2 separate regions of the Homo sapiens genome follow, and region 1 is linked to region 2. The links are chromatin contacts, found by Hi-C or POLR2A ChIA-PET in ENCODE. All regions are on one chromosome and are shown on one strand. Each heading gives the region's core, a stretch centred on a gene start or an enhancer-like site at or near the end of the contact. The rest is flanking DNA. Distances are from core to core; before and after follow the strand shown. Region 1 has its middle 130 kb from the start of LINC02621. Region 2 overlaps ARID5B (AT-rich interaction domain 5B).

What was found. Hi-C counts contacts between places; a loop is a spot of excess contacts on that map. ChIA-PET counts read pairs that join two places held with the same protein, here RNA polymerase II (POLR2A). Pooled maps may share reads with other maps.
Region 1: a map of endothelial cell of umbilical vein shows a loop between it and region 2 (5-fold over the local background). The contact joins two enhancer-like sites. A Hi-C loop is called at or near these places in 1 of 168 maps with a recorded cell type or tissue (endothelial cell of umbilical vein) and 6 of 50 pooled maps. POLR2A ChIA-PET finds 5 or more read pairs at or near these places in 1 of 52 experiments (activated CD4-positive, alpha-beta T cell).

Annotation. Positions count from the first base shown.
Region 1 is chr10:62,129,392-62,135,390 of GRCh38, forward strand. No RefSeq gene overlaps it. Among named protein-coding and RNA genes, the nearest start is that of LINC02621, 130 kb to the right of the region's middle. RefSeq lists a silencer at 4,485-4,554. Within about 2 kb of position 1,725, at least 3 of the 41 ENCODE cell types and tissues checked have a DNase peak (open chromatin) inside an H3K27ac peak, as active enhancers do; they include endothelial cell of umbilical vein, where a contact is called at or near this core.
Region 2 is chr10:61,988,160-61,994,835 of GRCh38, forward strand. All of the region lies in intron 3 of ARID5B (AT-rich interaction domain 5B), which reads left to right. Among named protein-coding and RNA genes, the nearest start is that of ARID5B, 90 kb to the left of the region's middle. RefSeq lists an enhancer at 4-253. Within about 2 kb of position 3,937, at least 26 of the 41 ENCODE cell types and tissues checked have a DNase peak (open chromatin) inside an H3K27ac peak, as active enhancers do; they include endothelial cell of umbilical vein, where a contact is called at or near this core.

The DNA of each region.
Region 1 (5,999 bases), core at 475-2,974, 140 kb after region 2:
TAAGATTCTACCAATAAAGTAAAACAACAACTCCAAGAATGGGGAAAAACATTGGCAAACCAAAATATTTGATAAGGGTCTAGGATCCAGAATATATAAAAAGCTCTGACAATTCAACAAAACAGAAAAATAACCCAATTTTTAAAAGGGCAAAGAATTTTAGCAGACATTTCTTCAAAGAAGATGTACAAATATATAATAATTATTTGAAAAATGCTTACCACCATTAGTCATTAAGTAAATGTAAATCAAAACCACAATGAGATACCTCTTCAACCTCCCCAGGATGGCTATAACTAAAAAAAAAAAAAAAGTAACAAGTGTTGACATAGGTGTGAAAAAATTAGAATCCTCTTACATTGCTGGTGGGAATGTCTAATGGTTCAGCCACTTTGGAAAACAGTCTGCCAATTCCTCTAAAGTTTAATCATAGAGTTACCATATAACCCAGCAATTCCACTCTTAGATATATATCCAAGAGCATTAAAAACAGGTGTTCAAACAAAAACTTGTACACAAATGTTCATAGCAGCATTATTTATAATGTTCATAGCAGCATTATTTATAATAGCCAAAAGGTGGAAATAGCTCAAAATTTGCATTAACTGATGAATACGTAAATATAATGTATATCTATACAATGGAATATTGTTCAGCCATAAAGAGGGTACATGCTACAACATTTAAGAACCTTAAAAACAATATGCTAATTAAAAGAAACCTGGCTCAAAAGTCCGTCTGTCAAATGATTTCATTTATATGAAATGTGCAGAATAGGCAAATCCACACAGAAAAAACTACTTAACTGATTGCCAGAGGCTAGTGGTAGGAGAAAATGGAAAGTAACTAGTAGAAGGTGTGGGTTTTCTTTTGGTGTAATGAAAAGATTCTGGAGTTATGTAGTGGTTGCTATGGTTTGAATGTGCTGCTCCAAAGTTCGTTAGAAATTTAATCTCCAATGTAACAGTATTTAGATGTGGGACCTTTAAGATGTAATTAGGTCATGAGGGCTCTGGCCTCACTAATAGATCATGAGAGTGGGCTAATTATTCCAAGAATGAGTTCCTGCTAAAAAGGATGAGTTCAGCCTGATTTCCACCCTGTCTTACACAGTCTCACCCTCTCTCACCATGTCATGCCTTCTGCCATGGTATGATGCAGCAAGAAGGCCCTCTCCAGATATGGCCCTTTGAACTTACTAGGCCCCAGAACTGTGAGGCAAATAAACTTCTATTCTTTATAAATTACTTAGTCTGTAGTAATATGTTACAGCAGCAGAATATGGACTAAGACAATGGTGATGGTTACATTAACTCTGTGAAAATACTAAAGACCACTGAATTGTACGATTTAAAATGGTGAGTTTTGTAGCATATGAATGATATTTGAACTTAAAAAGACCAATTGTAAAAATAATTTCTATTCAATGTCAAAGAAAACCAAAAAGGCAAAGGTCTAATATCTTTTAAAATTTATGTCTTTGTGGACAAGGAAAAAGGTTTTCCAATATTAAGATCACACCTAATGACTAAACTAGCAATGGTAATGAGTGCTAGGAAGTGCAAGAAACATTGTTTCCAAGGAACTCAATTGTCTTAGAGTTCCCCCAGAAATAGACCCTAAGACAAGCATTTAAGTGCAAAAAAAGTCTATTGGGAGGTGAAGGAAATACCAACAAGGGAGCAGGAAAGTGAGTCAGGGAAGGGAAGGCAGCCAATAAAATGTGCATTATCGAGCAAGTCACCACTGAGGGTAACTGGAGCTAGACTCTATTGGGGAACTCTGGGAGTCAGTGTAAAAATGTACTTTAGTCACGCTCACCCCTAGGTCAAGAAATTGAGATATTTATACTACAACGCTTGTCTTATTAATTGAGGCTTAGCTCCTCTAGCAGCAAGAGGAAGTCCTCAAGCAAAGAGAGGCAGATGCTGGTAGTTGGAGCTGGGCAGACTTGCACTGAAATGGAAAGGCCCTGACCATTCATATCTCTTAATTATAACTCTCTACAGATGGTTGTAGATTATGGATTTGGAAATAAAAAGACCTGGATTGGAGTTTTAGCTTCACTAGTTGGGGCAAGCCATTCAACTCCCTGGGGCTCATTTCTTTATATACAAAACATAGAAGAAAGGGAGTAAAACATATACTGCACAGGATTGTTGTAAGGATACAATGAAGTGATATATATGAGTGTTCCTTGCTATATAAAACGTAGTTACTAGGTTTTTTGTTTTTTATTTTATTTTTTAAGACATGTGGATGACAATATGCTGAATAAAGATTAAATTTATAGAACTGGAATGCAGTCATGCTAATTTTCTTAACTCTTGAACAATAAGCATCTATGTTCAGAATGATAACCCAGGGACTCTGCCAGATTGTATTGCTTTAAAGGAGGCTTGGTTTTGTTCATCCACCTTTGCAGTCAACATACAGACTATTGTCATAGAGACTGCTAAATGTTTACCACAATTTGTTTTCTCTTCTTCCTGGGCTCACAAATAGATGAATTCTCCAAGCCTCACTAATAATGAGGGAAAGCCATGTGACCGAGTCCTAGCCAATGGAAAGGAATGTGTTCTGTTCCCTCCCTTGGTCAGTCAAACCTCTCATAAGCCCTTTTAGGTGCTCTTCCCTCCCCTTGCGATTGGCAGAAATGGAGAAAATTGCCGGAGTGATTTTAGAAGCCACACGTGCTGAAGATGGCATAGCCTTTGTCAGCATAGGCCTCTGCTATGGTTTGGATTTATATCACCTCCCAAATCTCATGTCGAATCGTAATCCCCAGTGTTGGAGGAGGAGGCTGGTGGGAGATGATTGGATCATGGTGATAGATTTTCCCCTGGCTGTTCTTGTGATAGCGAGTGAGTTCTCGTGAGATCCGGTTGTTTAAAAGTGTGTAGCACCTCTGCCTTTTCTCCCTTCCTCCTTCTCTGGCCATGTAAGATGTGCCTGCTTCCCCTTCATTTTCCATCATGACTGTAAGTTTCCTAAGGTCTCTTCAGCCATGCTTACTGTACAGCCTGCCTAATTGTGAGTCGATTAAACCTGTTTTCTTATAAATTACCCAGTCTCAGGTAGTTCTTTATAGCAATGTGAGAACAGAGTAATACAGCCTTCAAATGACTTAATGGAGGAAGGATGGCCCACCACAATGGTCACCCTGTCAGTACAGTTACATGAGTAAGAATGCCTGACACTTCTATTGGGTTCAAGTCACTATACATTGTTGGGTTTGTTATAGCAGCTACCATTATCCTAACAATTAAACTCATATATATTAGAAAGATTTCTGCAAAGAGGGTTTTTGTTTAACCCTGGATTAATAAGTTTTTATTAAGTAGAACTGACTTTTTCAAACATTCTGATTAACTGTGGTTGTGTTTTGGAGGGAGTTATGACTTTTTGGGGCAGTGTGCTACATACTCAGTGTATTGTGAAGTCAACTCCAGGCTTTTTAAAGCTGTCTTCCAACTGGAAAATGCATCATATCCTTGGCTAGCCCTACAAAGACAGAGCAGGAAATCATGCCCCCACTACTTCAAGCACTTTCTACCTTGGAACCTGTACACACTTTCTACCTTGGAACCTGTACATTTAGGTGTCTCTTATATGATGGCAGGTAGGAGGTATTAGACACATCTTATATGAAAGACCATTAGGGGTGAGACAATCTATTTCTTCTTTCTTCCCATCTAATGAAAGTTCTACTGAGGGAAGCAGCTGACACTGTGTGCCTTTTTTTTTTTTTTTTTTGAGACAGCCCAGGCTAGAGTGCAGTGGCATGATCTTGGCTCACTGCAACCTCCACCTTCCAGGTTCAAGCAATTCTGCCTCAGCCTCCTGAGTAGCTGGGACTACAGGTGCCCGCCACCACGCCTAGCTAATTTTTGTATTTTTAGTAGAGATGGGGTTTCACCATATTGGCCAGGCTGGTCTCAAACTCCTGACTTTATGATCCGCCCACCTTGGCCTCCCAAAATGTGTCCTGCTTTTTAAAAATTTTGTTTACTTTTTCCTTACTTATAAAAAGAATAAACATCACATCTGTTCCAGTTTTCCACTGATGAATAACAAACCATCCCAAAATTAGTGGCATAAAACAACCATTTTGTTATGCTCATAGATTCTTTGGAATTCAGGCAGGGTGATACGGGAATGTCTTGTTTCTGCTCCAAGATATCTGGAACTTCAGGTAGAAAGACTGAACATCTGGGAGTTGGAACCATCTTCAGGTGGAAGCCTCTTCACTCACATGCTTGGCACCTGGGCCCAGATGACTGAAAGGCTGGGCTGTGTTGGGGCTGTTTACTGGAGACCCTGTCAATGTAGTTTGGGCTTTCTCACAGCATGGTAGGTAGTGTTAGGGTAGTTGAGGACTCCAAGAGTGAGTGGTTCCAGAGACCAAGGCAGATGGTGCAAGTGCTTTTATTAACCAGCATTAGCACTCACATAGAGTCATTTCCACAACACTCTTTGGTCAAAGCAGTCTCAAGACTAACCACATACAAAAAGAAGGGGCACAGATGCTTTCTGTAGCTGTGAAGAGTGTGACAGAATTTGCAACTACATTTTGAAACTGCTATAATCTCTAATCCCACCAACCAAATACAACTGCCATTAACATTGTGGTTTCTTTCTTATCAGTTTTTTTTATTATTATTATACTTTAAGTTTTGGGTACAGAACTTTGTACCCAATACTTTAAGTTTTGGGTTTGTTACATGGGTATACACATGCCATGGTGGTTTGCTGCACCCATCAACCCGTCATTTACATTAGGTATTTCTCCTAATGCTATCCCTCCCCTAGTCCCCCACCCCCCGATAGGCCCCAGTGTGTGATGTTCTCCTCCCTGTGTCCATATATTCTCATTGTTCAACTCCCACTTATGAGTGAGAACAGGTGGTGTTTGGTTTTCTGTTCCTGTGTTAGTTTGCTGAGAATGACGGTTTCCAGCTTCATCCATGTCCCTGCAAAGGACATGAATTCATCCTTTTTTTTATGGCTGCATAGTATTCCATGGTGTATATGTGCCACATTTTGTTTATCCAGTCTATCATTGATGGGCATTTGGGTTGGTTCCAAGTCTTTGCTATTGTGAATAGTGCTGCAATAAACATATGTGTGCACATGTCTTTGTAGTTGAATGATTTATAATCCTTTGGATATGTACCCGGTAATGGGATTGCTGGGTCAAGTGGTATTGCTGGTTCTAGATCCTTGAGGAATCGCCATACTGTCTTCCACAATGGTTGAACTAATTTACACTCCCAGCAACAGTGTAAAAGCATTCCTATTTTTCCACATCCTCTCCAGCATCTGTTGTTTTCTGACTTTTTAATGATCGCCATTCTAACTAGCATGAAATGGTATGTCATTGTGGTTTTGATTTGCATTTCTCTAATGACCAGTGATGATGAGCTTTTTTTCATATGTTTGTTGGCTGCATAAATGTCTTCTTTTGAGGAGTGTCTGTTCATATCCTTTGCCCACTTTTTGATGGGTTTTTTTTTTTTTATTGTAAAGTTGTTTAAGTCCCTTGTAGATTCTGGATATTAGCCCTTTGTCAGATGGATAGATGGAGAAAATTTTCCCTCATTCTCTAGGTTGCCTGTTCACTCTGATGATAGTTACCTTTGACTTTATAACTGGTATGAAAAGCTTTATTAGCTTGAGGTACAAGTACATTCAGGTTTAATTGTTTTTTTCTGTTAAAATTGAGGTATTGACAAAGCCTGGTGGCTCACTCCCATAATCCCAGCACTTTGGGAGGCAATTCTTTGTGAGAGAGTTGCTTCAGCCCAGGAGTTCAAGACCAACCTGGGCAACTTAGCAAGACCCTGTCTCCAAGAAAAATTTTTTAAAATTAGCTCGGCATGATGGCACATTCCTATAGTCCCAGCTACTTAGGAGGATGAGGTGGGAGGATGGCTTGAGCCCAGGGGGGTCGAAGCTGCAGAAGCTATGGTCATACCACTGCACTCCAGCCTGAGCAA
Region 2 (6,676 bases), core at 2,687-5,186:
TTTTTATATGACTGCTTTGCCGTGAGATTAAATAGTGGTTTCAGTTTCCAGTAGGTTTCATAAGTATCTCTTTCAGCTGTTAAATTACTTTTAGTAATGTGCACACTAGAAAAAGAAAGAAAGAAATATCCATTCTGAACAACTGGGTGTCATGACAGAAAACAGAGCAGATGGTTTTGTGGACATGGCACCAAGTGAACCTGTAGCTGGTTACAGCAGAAGGATATGTTTAACCCAGAGGAGAGGGCTCTCACCAGGTCTTAACAGTTGAAGCTTTTAAGAGATTATTATTTTACTTTGAATTGATTTTTGTTATTCACCAGAAACCAAAGGTGGCAAGCGAGAATCTCTACTAAAATAACTATACTTGCTAACTTTGGGTCTTTGTTGGGGCTTTGGGGTATCAGAACAATGAAATAACAGGCACTGTGAGGCTTTTCCTCCTGTTCTGTTCTCCTCTCCTAGCTATATTTCAGAACATCTTATCTCAAGATAGTTGGCCAAAAGGAACCTGTACACAGAACAACCTCATTTTTCCCAAGTGCCTCTTCGGACCCAGGACACAATGATTTTAAAATTTCTTTTCAGGCAGACGCTCTAAAGAGAGCTATGCTGTTCAATAAGGTAGCCACTAGCCACCTGTGACAACTAAGCCCTTGCAATGTGTCTTGTCCACTTCAAGAGATGCTATAAATGTAAAATACACACTATATTTTGAGAGCTTACTATGAAAAAATAATGTAAATATGTCACTAGTAATCTTTTTTTTTCTTTTACTTTTTTTTTTTTTTTTTGAGTCTTGCACTGTCGCCCAGGCTGGAGTGCAATGGTGCAATCTCGGCTCACCGCAACCTCTGCCTCCTGGGTTTAAGTGATTCTCCTGCCTCAGCCTCCCAAGTAGCTGGGACTACAGGCATGTGCCACCATGCCTGGCTAATTTTTTGTATTTTTAGTAGAGACGGGGTTTCGCTGTATTAGCCAGGATGGTCTCGATCTCCTGATCTCAAGATCCGCCCACCTCAGCCTCCCAAAGTGCTGGGATTACAGGCGTGAGCCACCGTGTGCGGCCAGTAATCACTTCTATTGATCACATGTTAAAATAATATTTTGGATATACTGGGTTAGATAAAATAGCTTACTAAAGTTAATTTCACCTGTTTTCTGTTTACATTTTCAATGTGTTAATTACAAGTTGGCTCACATTGTGTTTCTATTGAATAATGCTGCTCTAAAAGATTTTTGAAAAAAATAATCCATGTATTCCTTTGCCCAGTTTTAAGTGGACATCTACATTTTTAATCATGTTTTGAATAAATTTTGTGTTAATAAGTAAAAAATGTTAAACATGATAGGAAATGAAATAAGATGGTGATTAACTATAATTAGAAGACATATTACATATGATTTGATAAAAATCTGAAGTTTAAATCTGTGTTTAATAAAGCACAACAGTTCTAAAATAAATTATCTAAAATTTTTATGCATAGGTTTATGCAGTTTATGTCAAAAAATCTGGTAGCCTTGCCGTGCATTCCAGCTACACTTTAATGGATCAGCATCGTTAACCTTTATTAGTTTGGCTTTTCTGAATTTAGAGCATCATAACACAGGCCAAAGTACTCTATTTCTAATGCTAAGCTTCCTCTTGAACAGAACTATGTGCAAAAAGGGAAAGATCAAAAGGCTATGGCTTGAGGTTCCTTGATAGATCAATAAGGAAGCATCTCCAAAACCAATACTTTGATTTGACTCTTTAGTGCTCATAATAGGACTAGGGATGGAGGATGGGTGAAGAAGGAGATGGGCTGTTCTGATTGCTGGCTCATTCTTGGGCAGATGCATTAGGGAGTGGAGTAGTATCTAAGTTGAAGATCTGCCCCATCCCTATGTAGGTTCCCTTTAAAAAGTCTTCTCGTACCCTCAAAGGAGAGATTCACCATTTTGAAGACCACTGATTTAAGATGAGTCACTGACAGAGGCAAGAGGCCTTTTCCCTTCTTTCCTTGTTGAGCTGCCCCAGAAGCCCTGCGGTAAGGTGAAGGAAAACAATGCAACCTATAAAAGTGCTCTTGACACAGATGTTAGCTCCCAGAAGTCAGTGCAGTTGCAGAGGTGGCTCAGCACTTAGAGCATGGTGGACAAACTCCTCAAGTGGCGAGATTATTTTATTTTTTAAAGTCACTAAAATGAGATGACTGCCTAACCACATGACCCTTTGTCTAAAAAAGGCCTGCCAGGCAGTGGCTACAGTCATGTTGGGCAGATAACCTTCTCCAGATTCCTTCAGCCTTTTAGGAAGTGTCATTGGTTCAGAGCCTGTGGTGAACTAATGAAATGACTGCTCTTATCCTTTGGAAGAAGGCTCAGATGTTTACTGCAACACTGTCTGTAGGCAATTACATTTGTCAGCACTCTCAAAGGTCTAGGAGGGATACCAAAGAATTAGGACACCGATTCTGTGCCCTCCAGGATATATTCTAGTTGTGGATTGGAGAGACACCACTTTTCCTCCCCAGAGCAACCAAGCATGCATCTACACAGAAAATATAACCCTTCCCAGATGTTCCCCTCTTTGTCATTGTTGTGTAAAATAGACATAACATAAAATTTATTATTTTAACCATTTTTAAGTGCACAATTCAGTGGCATTAAGTACATTCACAATATTGTGTAACTGTCACCACTATCTATTTCTAGAACTTTTTCACCATTCCTAACAAAAACTTTGTATGCATTAAGCAATAGCTCTCCATTCCTTCCAACCCTCCTAGACCCCCTGCACCTAGCAACTTCTATTCTATTTTCTGTCTCTATGAGTCACCCTGTTTTGTGATTCCACTTTTAAATACCTCGTATAAGTGGAATCACAATATTTATCCTGTACACACACACACACACACACACACACACACACCAAATTTTGTTATCTGTTCATCTATTGAGGAACTATTGGGTTGTTTCTACCTTTTGGCTATTTTGTGATAATGCTACAATCAACATTGGTATGTAAATAACTGTTTTTGAGTCCTTGTTTTTAATTCTTTGGAGTATATACCTAGGAGTGGAATTATCACATGGCAATTCTGTATATAAATTTTTAAGGAAGTCCCATACTTTTTCATCATGGCTGCACCATTTTACATTCCCACCAACAATGCACAGGGGTTCCTATTTCTCCACATCCTTGCCAACACTTGGGATTTTTTTCTTTTCATTTTTATAATAGTCATCCTACTGGGTGTGAAGTAATATCTCACTGTGGTTTTGCTTTACATTTCCCTAATGAAGAGCATTTTTTAAGATGCCATTTATATATATTCTTTGGAGAATCATCAAAGTCCTTTGCCATTTTTAAATTGGTTTGTCTTTTTGTTACTGAGTTGCAGGAGTTCTTTATGTATTCTAGTTATTAATCCCTTATCAGGTATATGCTTTGCAAATATTTTCCCCCTCTCCAAGACTGTCTTTTCACTTTATTGATAGTGTCCATTGATGCACAAAAGCTTTTAATTTTGATGAAGTCCAGTTGTCTATTGTTTGTTGTTTTCTTATGTGCTTTTGGTATTATGGTTAAAAAATCATTGTGGAGGCCAGGCACGGTGGCTCACGCCTGTAATCCCAGCACTTTGGGAGGCTGAGGTGGGCGGATCACCTGAAGTCGGGAGTTCGAGACCAGCTTAAATACCATGGAGAAACCCTGTCTCTACTAAAAATACAAAAAAATTAGCTGGGTGTGGTGGCGCATACCTGTAATCCCAGCTACTGGGGAGGCTGAGGTAGGAGAATCGCTTGAACCCAGGAGGTGGAGGTTGCGGTGAGCTGAGATCACGCTATGGCACTCCAGCCTGGGCAACAATAGCGAAACTCTGTCTCAAAAAAAAAAAAAGTGAATGGCTGACTCTAGCCAAAGTTTAACCCATGTGACGGGGAAGCAAGTTAAGGTAAGTCAGGCCCCATAGAATAACACCTCATATGTGGTAACAACTTTACCTACATGTCAATCTGGCCATGAAGTCTCACCTGTTGCATAATCCCTGTCTAGTGTGACATTTAAATTTAAATGTGGCTAAGATGAACCCTATGGCAATAAGCTGCAAAATTCTCAAGATAAAAAGTGGCTCCCGGTCGTGGCTTAGAATTCAGTGACCCTTTGGGACAACCTTGGAGGTGGAGTTGGCTTTCTTCCCACTGCGTTCATTTGTTACTCAGAGTGGTAGCAGTGTTTGGTTATAGTTTAGTTTTGTGATGTTTTTTTTCTTGAGTGATGAAGCAATAGTGAGGGCAAAAGCTGATAGTAACATTTTGATACATATTTTTGTATTTGTCTATGCCTCTATTTTAAGTGGTTTGCTTTTGAAAACAGCTGGTTCAAACCCTTGGTTTTGGGTTTGAAATATTCTTTGTTTTGTTTGCATCCATGTACTGATATATTTTTCCCACATTTACTTTTTTTTAAGTTCTCCAGTGATGTTTTCGTTGCCTATCCTGGGAAGATCTGTGTTTCCATTTAGCAAAACAAATGGCAAGCTGGGGACCATTTAAAGTAGTTTTTTTTTAGTTAATAAAGCCAAGCCAATCTCCTTGTTCTGTTATGTTAAAAGTACATTATCTTTTTATTGCCAGTTCTGTATGGCTAGTTCTGTTTTCTGTCTCAGCAATCTCAGGGCTGCCCCACTTGCTTACTGTGTCGAGAATTACAAAATCATTAAGGGTGGGGCAGCACCAGCTGACTTACAGTACAAACCATTTCTCAAAATAACCACAACAGTGCAATACTGATGTGTAATTTACGTCACAGTTTGTTTTTATGAAATAGTTTGTGGCATTTTCATTTCTATTCCGGATGGAATCTTGTTCTCTTTCCCTTTTAATCAGGCATTTAATTTATTTTTATTATTAATATTTTCCACTCCTTGTTTTGGCATGCCTCCAATTTAACAGCTTTGATGAGGAAGGGAGATACACACACACACACACACACACACACACACGCACACACAACTGATCTTCCCTGACTCCAACTCTTCAACATCAGTTTAACTGCAAATGTGTTTTCCCCTTTGATGTGTACTAACTTTGGGTACTAAGTTTACTACCTTAAGAGAGATTGAAAAATACGGCAGGACACAGTACACATTTACATAGAGCTATAACCACGAATTGATAAAGTTGATGTACAACTTTGGAATTTTAAACACTTTCAACCAATTCAAGCTATTTAGTCATATGCTCTGCTGCATTTTCCTTTTACAAATGTCTTTCTGTATAATGTCCTGTAATTAGAACAGGAAATCATTGAGTAACTGCAAGATGAATAAGAGCACTTAGACTGAAAGGAAAATTACCTTCCGAGAAATTATATTCTCTTTTTTTTTCTTCATGTTACAATGTTGGTAATGATAGTAACAGCTGTAGCTACTCTTATCTGTAGAATTTTCATGCTTAGGTTTTCTGGAATAAAAATTTCATTTTCAGTAATAATAAAAAATGCATGGACAGAAAATAGGAAATGCCTAATTGTGACAAATATTCGGTGTCACAACAGAGCAGCAATTAAATGGAAACTTCAATATAATTGTCAATAGCAGTAAGAATTGGAATAGCGCCAGGTATATAAAGTTGATGCTTTGCCGTTGGTTGGTTGCTAGGAGCACAGTGAAAAGTATAAAGCTTTGAGAAAAGAATGTCTAATGTAATAAAGTAACAGGAGGAAGCATAAATCATTGTGAGAACCTCACATATTGACATTATTTTGCTTAAATTGTTTCAAAACTAGACATCAAGCTTTATAACGTGAGCACATTCATATTTCCTTTAAAAAAAAAAGGAGAAAGAAAACTGTATGTTGTCTTTGAAGCACAAGGGACATTGTGTCTCAAACTTAGCCTTCATACATATTTGGAATCTTTTAAGTGAAAATCTTTAAATGTTTGTTTCTATTGGCATCCAAATGCATTTGCCCTAATACGATTAAGAGAACTAAAGGGCAAAATACTTGGCAGATTTTTCAGTTGAGGTAATTAGGTGCAGGAAGGAACATGCATATTTTTTCCACTAGGCTCTATAAAATCCTGGGGCGAAGGTTTTTTTTTAAAAGATTTTTTTTAAAAAACTTACTGATGTTAGAAGTAGATTATAGTGGTTTTCAGTAAGCATAATAGTGTGATGTTTCCGAAACAAGCCTCCCCTCACCCCAAGAATGAAAAAGAAAGTTACATTTCTAAATTGTTGTGTAAGAGATAAAAGCAAATTTCTCCTCTGGAATTTATGTTTTCAGCCTCCGTGCATTTGGCCGCCATTATCTATTTTCAAAAAATAGCATTATGGATATTTGAAAGTCAATGCTCCATTAATTCATTGTGTTTGCTATTTCATGCATCTCTCTTTGTACAAAGACAACTTGAGCAACCTGCTATTCAGAATGAAGGCCTGCTCTTACCCTTTCTCCCCGACTCCTTCCCCACCCCCAGCCCAACTCTGAGGATTAAAGCAATGGTATACAGTTACTGTTTGAAAAGCTTGGGTGGAGTCTCATGTTATAATTACAGTTTCGCTATGGAATTCTGTTTCGGACTTTGAAATATATAAATAAGTAAAAAATTGACATTGAGAGAGGTTAACAAAACGTGTAATTAAGAGTCATTTTGGTTGAGCATTACAAGCAGTGTACTTTAGG